Linked DNA regions of Homo sapiens: region 2 is linked to region 1. The links are chromatin loops, found by intact Hi-C in ENCODE. Cell type or tissue: PC-9. All regions are shown on one strand. Region 1 overlaps IQCJ-SCHIP1 (IQCJ-SCHIP1 readthrough). Region 2 overlaps IQCJ-SCHIP1 (IQCJ-SCHIP1 readthrough).

Region 1 (8,000 bases):
TTTTCCACAATGAACGTGTATTATCTTTGCTTGGAAAATAGTTACATATGCTTATTCTTTAAAAATTTAAACAGAGATGTATATAAAGCAAAAAGTAAAAGGACCCCCCTTCCGTTTCCCATCAGACACTCTCAAAATAGTAACTGTTAAGGGTTTGGTATACCGAGAACTGCTTGAACCAGGGAGGCGGAGGTTGCAGTGAGCCAAGATTGCACCACTGCACTCCAGCCTGGGCGACAGAGTGAGACTCTGTCTCAAAAAAAAGAAAAAAAAAAGAGTCTGGTATATATACTTCCGGATAATTTTTCCTGTATATTTGTGTTTATATATATCTGAAAGTACTTATATGTAATCTATATGAATATGAGATCATTCTAAATATCCATTGTTTGCAACTTTGTTTTCTTCAGCCACTTGTTTTCAGTGGCTGCAGTGTATTCCACAGCATGAGGGTGGGTGGCTGGAGAATGGCAGCGTCCTCAACAGACAGAAAGCAGTAGGTGGAAGAGGTAATGTTGGGGGAAGGTGAGCAGTTAAGTGGTAGGTATGGTGGGTTTGAAGCCCCTGGTTGGCAATTGGAAATGAAGGCATGAAAAGGTAGAAAAAAGAGATACAACTTTTAGAGGAAGGTATGCAGAGAGGATAGTTGAAGATGAAGAGGCCATTCCACTTACTAAGGGAAGCTTGTTAACCAAGAATCAACTAGTATTTTGGGGGCATTGTGATGTGCCCAGCAGAGTGCTGACCCTTGACCCCAGAGATCAGTGTCTCTGAGTCAGAAGTGTTGGCCTGGAACTTTCTGCTGCTCCCAATGCTACATAGCCCTCAAGTTCCACGAACTTCCTGAAACAGGTCAAGTTGTGAAAGGTCCATGGCATTTGTATGATTAACACGAAGTTCCTCTACCCTCCATAGAATAACATCCTACTAACTTACTTTGCAATATGGCAAAGGAACACTACAGATTTTTTTCTCTACTTCAAACTAGGGTGCATGAAAAGTCCTTTGCAATTAGTTTCAGCCAGTCTTTCCTATTTTATCTCCAGCCAATTTGCTTCATAAACCTTGCTCATAATTCCCCCAACATAGAGTGACCAACCACCCAAGTTTGTCCAAGACTAAGGGGGTCTTGGGATGTGGAACTTCCGTTTAAAATAGATACAGTTCCAGGCAAACTATATCTGCCAGAAACAAGAAGAGTTGTTCTCAGGATGTAGGACTTCCAGGGCTAAAACTGGAAATTTCCAGGTAGACAGGGACATGTTGATTACCTTACCAGATACAACAGACTCTTTTGTGCCTTCTGTGCCCTCATATATGCTGCTTCCTTTGTGTGTATTATTCTTTGAGTCCTTCTCTACAGAACACCTACTTATTCTCCAAGACCCACCTTAATTCCCCTCAGGGTTACTTTTGCTCAGCTTTTCCAGGTAGATTTATTTGATCACTTTCTGTGGGTCTTTGTTGGTTATCTCCATGCTATGCTCTACAACTATTCCTTGACCTTCCTTTGGGGACCTCACCTTATTCGGTTTGGATGGAACTGACCTCACCCACCCTCAGGGGTGTGTCCTGGATAGCTTCAGCCAGTCCACAAATTGCATTCCCTAAGCCACAGCAACTGTTCAGACAAAGGCATGGTAAAGAGTGGGAATTCTAAAACATGGAGAGCTACTAGAAGCTTCCTCTTGCTGCACTTGGATAATATAGTGAGAAATCGTAAAGTGTGGAACAGCTGATGCTATTTTGTAGCCCAAAGGGTGATGGTAAGAGTTGATGAGAAGCCGCCATGGAGCCTGTGACAGTGCCCAGTATTAGTTTGCTAGGGCTGCCATAACACAGGACTACAGACTGAGTTAAACAAGGAGACATTCATTTTATCATAATTCTGGAGGCCAGAAGTATGAGATCAAGGTGTTGGCAGGATTGGTTTCTTCTGAGGCCTCTCTCCTTGGCTTCTGGATGTTCCTTTTCTCCCTGTGTCTTCATGTGGACTTCCTTCTGTGTATGCCTGTGTCTAAATCTCCTCCTCTTATAAGGACACAGTCATATTGGATTAGGTCTCACCCTAATGACCCCATTTTAACTCAATAACATTTTCAAAGATCTATCTCTAAATACAATTACATTGTAGGTACTGGAGGTGCCTAGGATCAGCAATAATTCTGTTTTAGTTGTACAAGCTAATAAATTAGCTTTTTTGTTTGGGCTACCCTGAGTTTTAGTCTTACTTTGTGTCTTTGCATTGAAATATTTCTGTCTGATACAGCCGCATCACATTTTTTTTTGTTATATAGCATTTTTCACAGGGTACTATAATAACTTGTTCAGATGCTGATCTACTATAGTTATGTGTAGACTTTTTCAGGCAAGGACATTTCTATATCTCCAGCCCCTTAGATTTGGGCACCTAGTAGGTGCTCAGTGATATTTGTCAAATGAATAAAGGCTGATTAGCAGTATGAGCAAGAAGCCTGGAAAAGCAAGGCTCCCCTCAATCTTCATTTTATTAAATTTTTTGATTAGTATTTTCTGGGCCATAACCTTAAAATGGCTGCAGTTAAATCTCTGAGCTTTGATCCCAGCATTATAAAACCACCATGGGGCCCAGGAGACCATACCTGGGATAGCAGCAGTCGGAGCATGAGGACTTCTAAGAAAGTGAAGAATGTGAGTGAACAGCAAACATGATTGAGTGCCGAGTATGCAGAGAGAGTAAATGTGCCCTCATTATATATTGCATAATCAAAAAGAGAGAAGAGAAACTTATAATTATCTTCTTTGAATCATCAAATATACATGTAATTTTTGATGCCAAAGTTTAGAACAATGAAGAATAATATACTTACAGAAATAGCATAAAGGTATTCAGTGAAAACAAGTCCACATGAAGATGCATGTTAAACTGCATTAAGAATAAAACCCCTTATTTCATCAGAGCACAAGCTCAGGAAAGTCCCTGTACTTTCTAGCAAATATGTAGCTCCCTTAGGATTTTGTTTTTTCACTTTAAAGCAGATAAAAGAATACTTTTAGTTTTCTCTCTTTTAACTTTCTAGCTCCATGGATAAAAGATTAATTCCCTAATGGGATTTCCCCATCATTTATTGTGTTAAAATGTCATGAACTGTTCTTCTCTTCAGTGTGCAAGTTCTCTAAGCAATTACCTTCATGTGTTTTTCACTGAAGGTAAGTTTGGCTTCAATCCAGAAAACTCTTTACTATCTATTACAAGGAGCTATTACAACCAGCCCAAACCATTAACTCCTTTAAAAAAAAAAAAAAGAAAAGTCAGTTCATCTGTTGTGAGGCTGAACTAACTGTGTAACTTTTAAAAATTGCCCATGCTGAGTCCACTTCTTCCCTTGTTCTTAGTTTCCAGGAGCCAAAGAAGAAAAGAAGCTCAGAGGCCACTCTTGTGTCCTGAATACTTTGCCTGCTGAGATCGCCCTCCTGGGCTTGCAGTTTGTCTTTTGGGAGATGTAGTTAAACACATCCTCCAGGGAGTGCCCTCAGCAGCTAGAGTGAGGTCCTGGAGAGTGGACTTTTCTCAGGAGAGGGATGTATGTGGTTAGGCAGGCGTGGTCACCTGTTCCTGAGAAAGGACAACTACTGGGGAGGACAGAAGGGTTGTCATTGGATCAGTGCCATGAGTCACCCAGACACATTTGCATGAAGATAACTCATGGTGATTTCATATTACAATTATGTTTAAAGTTTCTTTTGGATTATTTCCTCAGAGCTCTGCATCACTTTGCAAGTATGTGCATGATAAAATGCTTAAAATTCCTTGCACAGAAGACATTCTCAAAAGTTTTATTAATTGCTAAGCCAGTTTTGAGGTTTAATATATTTTTGCCAACATTCTTTAAAAATACAGTAGTGCTCCTTTATCTGTGGTTTTGCCTTCCATAATTCCAGTTACCTGCAGTCAACTAAAGCCCAAAACTGCATGAGTAGAGAAGGGTAAGATATTTTGGGGGGCACATTTACATAATTTTTATTACATATATTGTTATAATTATTCTATTTTATTGTTAATCTCTTACTGTGCCTAATTTCTAAATTCAACTTTATCATAGGAATGTATGTATATGAAATAACATAGTATATACGGGGTTCAGTACTATTCACAGCTTCAGTCAGCCACTGGGGGTCTTGGAACATATCCTCTGAGGATAAGGGAAGACTACTGTATATATTTCTCTTTGATATGTCATATTTTCCTGAATGATATAACTCTGTTGAATCAACATCTAATACATGATATTTTAAATCAGATATTAATAAAACTAAACATTCTCTTTATAGCTTCCTCCCTTCCCTTCATCAAGGACTTCTCTTGCTCCTCCAATCCAACTCATACCTGCTCAGTAAATGAATTGTCCCAAAGCACAGCACCAATTTTGCAACTTCCCTACTTCCAAAATGTTATACACATAAAAAAAAAAAACAGAAACAGCACAAGCATAACAGAAATGATAATTACAAAGAATGGTAAGGACAAACATATTCACCATAATTCTACACCAGGATATCACTTTATACATTTAACATGCATCATTAGCACAACTCACAATTACATCCTAATTTGTTTATAATGATCTTCAATTAGATGAGCTATTATTCTTGGAAATCTCCTTTTTAAATGAGGAAGTTGGAGCTAATTATAGGCATGGTCATCAGTAAACACATCCAGAATTTCTCACTATCTCTCATTTTTAAAATACCACGTATAAATGAATATATTTAATTTTTACAGAGACAAATGGCATATGCAAGCTTTTGTAATTTGAGAAAAAAATTCTTATAGTACAAAAATTCCAAATTATAATTATAGTAAGGGTTTTATTTTGCCACGCTAATTAGATAAACTTAATTTGATAAATACACACCATGTGAACACAATGTTATGTTTTTAACAACCCTTCCTGATATTGTGTGCTTCTATAAAATCCTTTATTAAAAATCATGATCTTTAAAATTTTCTGCATATTTTTATGAGGATACACACTTATTTATGATGTGTGTATGTGACTACATGTGACTTTCTCACTCTTTGATACTTCTAAAGTCAGGTCAGGGTGACCAAGAGGTTTGGGAAGAAAAATCCCCATCAAGATCTTAACCAATTATTTTACGAAGTGGAAGCCTGTTACCGTGTTAAACTCTAATCTCTCATCATGAACATCTATTAACAACTTCTCTATACTTCCAAGTGCTCTTCCGCCCTCTTCCTTCTGTCCCCCAAATGATCTAGAGCAGCATTTATACATAGGCATACATGTATCATGTATCATTTAAAATGTGAGAAAAGATCTCTAACTTTCACAGGATAGAGAAAGTGAGGTACAGATTTCTTGTAAGATCTCTTTTTCATGGAGGAAAATTTTCTGGGCATACATAAGGCATTTAGTTGGGTATGAATTTTGTTCGTCTTTCCAAACCAAAGTATGAAAGCTCTCAGTATCCACATAGATGAAAAGATCGATATATCTGATTTTCTCTAAAATGAAGTCCACTATTCCATCATTCCCTCAACATAGAGAAAAGACACAGAAATGCTTTTATTCTTTATTTTAAACAATTTACTTAAGTTCCATAATATTCATTCGAGTTAAACAGAGACATAAACCATAAGGCAACATCACTCAAATCCTATCACTAGCCAACCCAGCAAGCTCCAGCGAAGGGAGGATGACAGAGCGGCTCAGGGAATGTGATCAGTCATCCTAAACTGGGCCTGAAACCATCTGATCAGAGTGAAAAATTCCATTAAGTTATTTTATTAGGTTGAGGCGATATCTGAGTGGTCATTTCAGAGACAGACTTAATACTGCTCAGCCGGCTCAGATGATCTTCAGTGCAGATACAACCTGGGCATACAGACATTCCAGAAACACTCATTAATTACGGTGGCATCTCTTCCTTCATTAAGGCTGACAGCAGCCCCAGGCCTCTGCCCTAAGTCCAACCACCTACTTACTACTCACCAGCCCAGGATGTCTCACACCCAGTCCTAGAACTGGGCTCACCAAACCTTCTTCTTTGTGCTGTTCTTCCTGACTCTGGCATCCTGGCCTCTCAACCCTGCCTGCATTTCTTTTACTTGAGGCATCTGTGGTGTGATAGTAAAATAGACTCTGAATGTGAAATAAGAACCTTGATCATTAGGATTGGGCCTATCATTATTTTCATGTCAGCTTGACAAGTTACATAATCTTGCTGAACTTACTTGTGCCACCTGTGAAATAGGTTTCTTCAAATCATGGGGCATTCCCACAGTGATTTTTCTCCCCAGCTTCTTAAAATAGCTTAAGTTGTTTCAACTTATTTTGTGACACTTGCTTGACTTGTATACTTTTCTGAGACATGGCTACTACAATGCCTTAAAGTGTTTTGTAAACTGTAAAGTGCAATGCTGCATATTATTGTTATTGCCTTGCTTGTCTTCTCTGGCCATCTGGGTCTATAGGTAGATTCCATCAGACTTTGCCCCAGTTAGCTGAAGTCCTCCAGGGATATGAGTCTTCTAGTGCCTCACTTCTGGCCTAACATTCACCTGTATGGAAATATTATTCACATGTTCTTGGCATCTGACTATATTGTGAGTCCTTAGAGGAATAAATACCCTGGCTCTAGGTAAAAAATGCATCCCAGCTAGGTGATTGCCCTCCCCAAGAAATTACAGAGCAAATATATTAGAGAATCTTAATTATCTCCTGGTAGCTGGGAAAAATCCAGTAAAATATCCAGATTCATTTTCTCTCTCTTTTTTCCTTTACAGTAAGTGGCAAATACCTGGGTCTCATCTGCTGGGGTTCCGTCCTTAACAAAGTATCTTGCTCTACAGTTTCAAAATGGAAAAAGAGTTTTAAAAAACATTTTTGTGAGTCACAAATTTTCTAAATAGTGATCTATTTTAAAAGAGTATTCCACATAGTTCTTGACTTCATGGCTTAAATACACGATATACAAATCAATTTCCTATAGGTCCATTGTTGGATGGTGACAAAAGACCTGTCCTCTGCTCTTAAGCCTACCTTCAGATTGCTGTGTGACCTTGGACAAGTCATTGAGGCTCCTGCCACCTTCACCTCTGGTTTTTTATCAGACTTCATATGTGGGAAAGAACAAGACTTCCAGGACCCAGAGTTGGTATAAATTTGTAGATGTGAACAAATCAGAATAAAGGCTGTCTTCTGAGACCATGGAAATTCTATTATTGTTTGCTATAGGGAAAATCATGTTCATTTTCTTTGACCATGCCCCCTTCCCAAACCCAGGGATAGAATCTAAACAATGCTTGACTGGGGACACCAAGATCTGGTCTTGTCATACCTATTTCTCTTTTTACTGAGTTCTGCTACCTGAGACCTGGTAACCCAATTGGACTAGGCTGCTATTTTTAATCAGTTTCCCTAGGATTTGGTTTCAGGACTTGCCTTTGTTGTAGATTCTGGCCACCACACCCAATGCAGGTGAGAGGTGGGTTGTCACCAGCCCCCACCCCCATCCCAGGTTACAACTTGGCTGGGAACAGCCCCCTAAGTCAGCGGTTCTCAAACTTAGCTATGTATTTAAATCATAGGAGTAGTTTTGAAAAATCCTAATGCTCACACTACCCTCCAGACCCATTGTATCAGAATCTTCGGGGGATAGTACCCAGGCATTGTTATTCTTTTCAGGTTCCCCTTGTGATTCCAATGTCCAGACAATGCTGAGAATCACTGCCCTACTTGAATCTTCCAGGAATGAAATGAAACAAAATCAGCTGTGAATTTTGAGAGTCTAAGCAACAGAGAGTTGCAGGCTGCAGATAAAGACCTGGAATTGTCAAGTTCTGAAAATTCATGGCCTAGCTTGGGCTTAGACACAGGATGGTGGAGTAGAAGGAGCTTGGTGCTGGAATATGATTTCTAAAATGATGGTCAGGGTAGAGTGGGCCACTGCAGAGTAGGAGCATGTGCTGTATTAGCGTTCAGTGGGCTAGAATCAGA
Region 2 (8,000 bases), 410 kb before region 1:
ACGAAATACTGTAGCAGCACCTACTAATGCAGCACTGACTCTCGTCCAGGCACTCTTCTGAGTGCTTTGCTGGTCTTCCTCACAGTAACCCCATGAAGTAGGCACAATTATTACCCTATTTTACAGATGAGGAAACTGAGCCACAAGTGAAGCCATTAGTAAGTGCTAGTAAGCGGCAGAGTCAAGATTCCAAGCCAGACCCTCTGGTTCCCAATACCCCGCTCCTACCCACCACGCTACACTGCCTGCCTAGTGAACAGACCCGAAACATGTTGATAAGTGAAAAAGCATGGTGATTAACAGAGCATGTGGATACACCACCTCATGATCGATGGTGGAAGAACAAATACAAATCCTGGAACAGTGATTGTCTCTGGTGACAGAAGCAGGGAGACTGGAAGAATGGGGGACAAATATGGCAGGATCTGAGCTTTTTATAGTGTTTTCAATGACACTGATTTTCTAATGCCATACATAAATATTCTGTCTACTTAGAAAACACTTCACAAATTATAGCCATTGGATCTTGTTTTCCTCTTTGTAATCTGTTGATTGCACTAATGGTTTCTGTTCTCATCAGAAATCTCTTTCATGGTTTGTTTTGTTTTGTTTTGTTCTAGAGACAGGTTCTCGCTGTGTTGCCTAAGCTATCCTCAAGCTCCTGGGCTCAAGGGATCCTCCCATCTCAGCCTCCTGAGTAGCTGTGACTACAGGCACATGCCACTGTGCCTGGCTTTCCATGGGTTTTTAATGCGTGCAATAATCTGAATGAGAACAATCCAAGCAGGACAGAAAATTTTACAACAGGATTGAGTAAAAGGATGGTGTTAAACCTTAGATAACATGGCTCACCTGCAGTCAGTTAGAATGTTTTCTAGCAGCAATGAATGCTTTTGTGCACTCTCAATGGAGCACTGTCACGTGAACTGTGTGTGTCTAGACACATGTATAGGACCACTGTCCAAAGAGAATGCAAACTACAGTAATAAAGTCATCATAGCTTGTCAAAGATGATGCACCAATGAAAAATAATTCCTAGAAACTCTTTTAATTAAACATTCAGCTGTCTACTAGAGCCATTTTTAAATATAAAATGCAGCCCTGTGGTCTTTTTCTTCCTGCCTCCCCCTCTTTTGCAATAGCTCAGGCAATTGAATTCTCATTGGTGATAAAAAAAAATTCATAAGACAGGGTACAGCTGGTTATGCCTCTAGCAAGATGTCAAATTCAGCTTGCATAAAATTAATTGCACCTAATTAAACCAGGGTCATTGGTGTTATTGTAAAGTGAGACTATTTATTAGACAAAGAAAATTTCACAAATACCAATTTGCTTTTCTTTCAGGTTTGTGAAGGAGAAGAATTGCTTACATAATTAGATTTGTTTTGCCATTTTAATCTTATTACTCCTCAAAAGATCTACTTCAAATCTTGCTTCACTTTTGAAATTGTGTAATATTTTTGAATACTGGAAGCAATCCTTAGAGGAGGGGCATAAAAAATGATAGTTTTTGTTTTTTTTTTTTTTAGACTACCCAGTGGCCTTTCAAATAGTGAAAAAAAAGAAGTCATCATTAGCTACCATTTGCAATGACACACACCTTGGAAATACTTATATGAAGGGTTTTTAAAGCAAATCTTTAGTATATATGTATGAGACTAATATGAAATGTTAAAGATATGTTGCATGTTATAAATAGGTTGCTACAGTATGCATCTATTATTTCAAGAAAGATGCCACAGACAGGCAATTTCACTGAGTTGGAACTAGACAACCTCTTTCCTCATTAACGCTGGGCAGATATAACCGTTGTGCTTACTTCTTCCAGAAAATCATACAACAATTATTACTGTTAGAGACAAAAGGATGATTGACTTTCTTGGCAAAATGATGCTGGTTCGACCTGTGATTCGTGGCACATTGTATATACAGATTCTCAGTTCCTCACTTTTAAAGTCCCTGTGAATCCTATTTCTTTGAAGTCTCTCTGGATTCACTGTTATTGGTCCAGTTGATAACAGCTCCCAGTTAGGGTGCCCCCCACTCCTTGCCCTCCAGCCCAAACACAAAAGGAGATGGCAGGTGTCCATTATTGGCCTTGTCTCAGCCATTTACCAATAAACCTATAAGGCCAAGAAAGAAATGAGTTTTGATTGGGTGATGTTGGAATGGTTGAGTTAAGTAAACAGTAATCATTATTCAAAGCAGCTGCTCAAAAGTTCTCTGGGGAATTTCTGTTTTTCATAATATTCAGCCTTTGGAGAAAATGGTATAGCCTATTTCAGGTCACATCATCCCATTGCACACTTTATGAAAAAGACTGTGTTTATATGTATATGTATGTAAATAAGTTCTCTCTTGGGGTAAGGTAAGAAGAGAGGTGAGAATCAAATTTATTTCGTGGTTACTCTGAGAAAAGGTAAAAGGAGAAGGCAGAGAAAACTTCCTTCACAATGTTAGGTCAGGTTGTAATGTTTAAAAAATAAAAGATTTCCCAGATATCTATTAATAAAGACTATCTTGTGTTCCCACAGCAGCTAAGCCTGTTTCTATTCCTTTAATTACACTAAGCTATACAAGCTCATCATCTGAAACATAATGCTAACTGATAATTAGTTTGGCCAATGAAAACATATTTTATAGGAAAGTATCATACTAGTAATAATAGAAAAAATGTTTCTTCAAGAATATGACTAACCCTAATATTTCTTAGAAACCTTATTTCAAAAATAGATAATTCATTTTTCTCATTTCATTTTAAGCTTTAAAAAACTTTTTACGGAAACACTTTTAAATAGAAAAAATGACAAAGGTTATACAGTTTCAGTTTGTAAAGGGCTGATAATGTGTGGATTAGCAAATTTTGAAGAAAAAAATGACACTCTACTTGCCACATTTCAGTATAAGTCAAATTTAATTAGTTGAGTTATGAAGCAACATCAAATATTATTTTGCTGCACTATTAGGCATGAAATGTCTTTATGGGATTATTGTAAGCCTAGCTTTCATTTAACAACTTGTCACTCTTAAGAAGTGCTTTAGGAGATAGCAACATCTAGAAAAATCCAGTGGGGCTAAAACCCAACAGACAACTGAGAGGAACTCACGCTCACAGGAACAGTTGAAACTCCAGTCTTCCCAGACCCTCATGTTACTTGATAATTTCTCACATACTGTGCATGGAGTTAGTTTCTACAGGCAAATATACAGCCTTTAAAGAAACATAAACAGAACTCCATTAGTTTGCCAAAGATCCCACTCACCTCAGTAGGCCCTGCCTTAAAAAGTAAGCTTAGCATTTAGGAATCCACTGCTTGGTCAATTAATTTTAAATCTCCAGCCTCATTTAAAATTGGGCATTGAGCTCTTCAGAGTAGTAAATTCATATCAGGTTTACCTGGTTTTAATCTTATTACTCCTCAAAAGATCCACTTAAAATCTATTTCACGTTGAAATTGTGTAATATTTTAGAATACTAGAGGTAATCCTTGGAGGAGGGCATAAAAAATGATAGCTTTTCTGTAAGTTACCTAATGGTTTTTCAAATACTATTATGTGCTCTGGTACATTTTGGAGTACCATACTGGTGAACTCAATGTTCTGACATCCCTCAAGTACTTTTGTAAGTAAGAGGTAAGGTATTTCCAGTTCAATGAAGAATTTCAGGGATAGTGATGCAGCAGAAACAAATTCTAACAGGGATAGGGAGTATGGGTTACACAATTGCAACTGAACATTCTAAAGGCTTTTCTCCTACATTATTACTGATGAGGAGGATGACAGTCAGTCTTTGCAAACTTTAAATTTATAGGGATAAAGTGATATTTCTTAGAAATATGTAGTCTCATTATTAACCATCATTCTGAGAGAGATCCCAAACAGTCATCGTGTTCTCAGAAGATGATCTCATCCCAGAATGTGGAGATGAAAGTATCAGAAAGAACAGGATATAAATAATCTTCCTTATGGTGAGTCAACAAGTGTAGCTTGTTATGAGCTACTGTGAAATACATTTGTGTTTAGATATCCGTGTCTCCACAGGGGGCAGATGACTCAGTGATTTTCAAATTCTGCTTTGCCAGAAGAGTTTCAGGTAGGCTTCAGGGGCTTGTAGGGGAAGGATGGAGAGAGGTACCAAAGGGCAGGCATGGAAAGGGGCAATTAGGATGGGGGACACATTTTCTGGGCAGAGGTATTCCAGTCTCTCTCCTTCAGTCCTCCTGAACCAAAGGAGGACTGCCAAGCTGGGTTTCCACACAGGGTTTTAATCAACATATTTGTGCTATTAAAAACAGTGAAAACCTTCTAGTTAACCATGGCATATTAAGCACAAGTATCTACTCTCACTTCTGAAATCTTACTAAAATAATATTAAAGAAAAAAAGAAGGTACAAATCTATATGCACAAAGAAAAAGGAAATGGAAACAACAGCACACAAGGGATTTTGATGAAATTTTAGAAGATAATATGCAGATGGGTGGGGAGTATTTGACTTAACTACCTCAATCTACCATGTGCCCACAGGGGAGGCTGGTAGAGGAAGCACATGCATTTCTACTGCAGGATCCTCGAAATGCTCAGATACAGCTGAAAGTAGGGGAGTGAAGTAGGACCGAACACAAAGATTGATTTAACACCTGAAAGGACCCTCTTGCCCTGCTATCTGCCCTGACCACCTGTGGCCTGGCAGAATCAGGAAATTTATTGTCTTAAGAGGTTGAGACTGGAGCATGCTCAGGCACAGCTGAGGTGGCAAAGAGATGCTTTACTGAAATCAAGGAAATTAAGTAAAATTTTATATGCTACAGTTCCTATCTTTCCCCTGCTAGAGTCTTAAAACATTGGCAGCCAGGTTTAAAATGCCTCAAGATGAGGTTGGAGGGTTTCTCTCAGTCGCAATTCATAGCCCAAGAGAAAAGACTCCTAGATACTTTCAATTAGATGCATCCCAATGAAAGAGCTGTGTCCTTATTCAGCCATTCTATAGTGAAGTTCACCATTCATTTATTCAACAAATATTTAGTGATTATGTATTAGATACTATTTTAGGCAATAGTTACAGTGGTGAACAAAATAGAGACGAAGTCTTGCTCTCTTAGAGCTTATATTTTAGAGCTAGAGAAAGACAGAACAAAGTATATATACTACAACGTTAGGTTATAATAAGCCCCCCCCCACCCCCCCCAACAAACAAATCAGGGTAAGAAGATAAGCAGGGTAAGACCGGACAAAGTGATGGGTACGAGAACGTTTACTTTTAATAGGGTGGTCAGGGAAGGGCTCTCTAAGCAGATGATGCATGCCAACTAGCCCCAACCACAGTTTATAAACAGCTTTTAGTGTCTTATACTTAGTTATTGGTGGGCAGAAAGCAAAACAAATGAAAAATAAACTCAGAAAAAGTCATGATGGACAGGAAAACATTTTAAACAACTTAATTAAAATTAATACTTTCAGAGAAATGAGAAAACATCATGCCAACAATTTTGAAAACAAACAAAATGGACATATTCCTAGAAAAATATAACTCATCAGACTGATCTGAGGAAATAAAAAGTATGTATAATATTATAACCACTTAAGAAATGGAAGCTGTCGTTAAAGCAAATACACAAAGTAAACACCAGGCCCAGAGAGAAATGAGTCCTACCAAGCTTTATAGAAACAGATCATAAAAATATTATGTAAACTTTTCTTAGACAATATGAAAGAGAATACTTCCCAATCCATTTTTAAGCCAGCATAACCCTGATACTAAAACCAAGCAAAAATGTCAGAAGAAAAGAATACAATAGATTCATGTCAATCATGAATATAAACCTAACAATCCTAAACAAAATGTTACAAATAAAATATGAATTTTATTTATAATTATTTACTCAGATTTTATTTATAATATTAGTATCTGAAAAAATATAATACTCCAACAGTATCTGAAAAAATATAATACTCCCTAACCACTTTAGGTTTAGACTGGGTATGCTAGCATGGTTTAATATTTTGAAAATCTATAAATGTAATTCATTAATTCATATAATAGATTAACAGAGTGAAATTGTACTTTTTCTTCAACTCAACAGATGAAGAAAAAGCATGTGATACAGTTAAATACCCATTCATGATAAAAATTCTTTGTAAGTTATACCTGGGAGGGAACATCATCTCATAAAGAGAATCATTAAAGGAAACATAAAATTAACATCATCTGAAATGGGAAAACAGTAGAAACATTTCATTTAATATGAGAAATTAGCTAAGGATTCCAACTACTACTATTTCTAATCCTCACTGTATTAGGGTACCTAGCCAATCCAATAAGACAAAGAAACCAAAAGCATGAGAATTGAAAATGAATAAATAAAGCTGCCATTATTTGTAGATGATATCATTCTTTAAAAATCCCAGGGAATCTACAGACAACTTTATTAGAAATAATAGGAGAGTAGAGAAGTAATAGGAGTAATAACAAAGTGGCTGAATATAATACTAGTATACAAAGTTAATTGCATTTCTGTTCACCAGCAGCAAATGAGAAAGCATTACTGAAGAGAATTTATCAGAATAGCAAGTATCTAGAAATAAATATAACAAGAGATGTGTAATATGTCTAAACCTTATTAAGAAAGAAATAAATATAACAAGAGATGTGTAATATGTCTAAACCTTATTAAGAAATACCTAATAAGATCTAAATAAGGGGGAGACAGACCATATTCATGGATAGAAAGACAATGAGAAAATGTAATGCTTCCTAAATTGGTCTATAGAATCAATGCAATTACAGTCAAAATTCCAAGAGAGTATTTTGTTGAACTTGATTATATTATTTAAAGTTTATGTGGAGGAATAAAAAAAGCCGTAACAGGCAGCATACTTCTGAAGAAAAAGAATAACAAAAAGGACTTTCCTGTCCAGATATCAGGACTTATTTTGAAGCTATTGTAATTAACACTATAGTTTTGCTGCTGAGATAGAAACAATAATAAAATAGAATATATTTCCATTAACATACAGTATATATGGGAGTAGTCTATAAGATCAGTGAGTAAAAGAGGGATTGTCCAATAAATATGATAAAAAAATGGTCATATATAAGGAAAACGATCAAATTTGACTTCTCCATACCATATCAAGAAATCAACTTTTGACTGATTGCAGACTTTTAAAAACTCAACACTTTCGACTCTTGGTAGGAAATCTAATGAATGTCTATTGGATCTTGGGGGAGAAGAAAATTTCTTACACAAGATACAGAAAGCCATTGACTAGAAAAGTTTGATAAAATTCAGTATAAAATCAACCTATAAAATTCAGAACTTCTGGTCATAAAACACATATTAAAAAAGTGAAAAATAAGTTACAACCTGGGAAATGATATATGCAATACATACAGTGTATTAAGGATTAGTATCATGACTGAAGAACTTCGATAAGTTGATGAGAAAAGCATAAAGAATCCAACAGCAATTTGGCATAGGACCCAAACAGATATTTCACAGAAGAGAAAACAAATACGGCTAATATACACAATAAAAATCATTTTATACCTATTCAATCTTCACAAAAACTTAAAAGAATTGGCAATATCAAATGTTAGTAACGTTATGGATCCACAGGATCTCTGAAACATTGCTGGTAGGAGTATAATCTGTTGCAACCATGTTGGAAAACAGTTTGACATTATATTCTAAGTGTAAACAATCATGTATTTTCCTAGTAATTCTACTCCTAGGTATGCCCCAAAGAGAAACTCTTGCATATGTATAGCAGAAGACATATACAAGAATGTTTATACGTAGCATTGTTTACAAGAGCAAAACCTTTGAAATAATCCAATGCCCATTATCAGGAGAGAGGCCAAATAAATTGTGGTATATTCACACACTGGAATACAAATGCAGAACATGGGGAGAAAGGAGGCAATTCTAATTTCAGGACAAAAAATAAAATTTCTCAAGTAACCATAGTTTACTACGTGGTTCAGTGGGAATAATGCATA

Evidence for each region. A loop is a pair of places that touch in the nucleus more often than their neighbours do. Peaks named below come from ENCODE experiments on the same cell type or tissue, not always from the same donor. Only the 100,000 strongest peaks of a DNase experiment are listed, where the experiment ranks them.
Region 2: it touches region 1 in a loop (4-fold over the local background); 1 of 110 quality-filtered maps calls a loop at or near these places.

Annotation. Positions count from the first base shown.
Region 1 is chr3:159,453,850-159,461,849 of GRCh38, reverse strand. All of the region lies in intron 4 of IQCJ-SCHIP1 (IQCJ-SCHIP1 readthrough), which reads right to left. All of the region lies in intron 1 of SCHIP1 (schwannomin interacting protein 1), which reads right to left. Among named protein-coding and RNA genes, the nearest start is that of MIR3919, 180 kb to the right of the region's middle. In PC-9, a CTCF peak has its summit at 3,190; a DNase peak (open chromatin) is centred at 3,649; H3K27ac peaks cover 1,962 bases.
Region 2 is chr3:159,868,546-159,876,545 of GRCh38, reverse strand. All of the region lies in intron 5 of IQCJ-SCHIP1 (IQCJ-SCHIP1 readthrough), which reads right to left. All of the region lies in intron 3 of SCHIP1 (schwannomin interacting protein 1), which reads right to left. Among named protein-coding and RNA genes, the nearest start is that of IQCJ-SCHIP1-AS1, 100 kb to the right of the region's middle. RefSeq lists an enhancer at 3,326-4,525. In PC-9, a CTCF peak has its summit at 4,069; a DNase peak (open chromatin) is centred at 3,975; H3K27ac peaks cover 2,631 bases.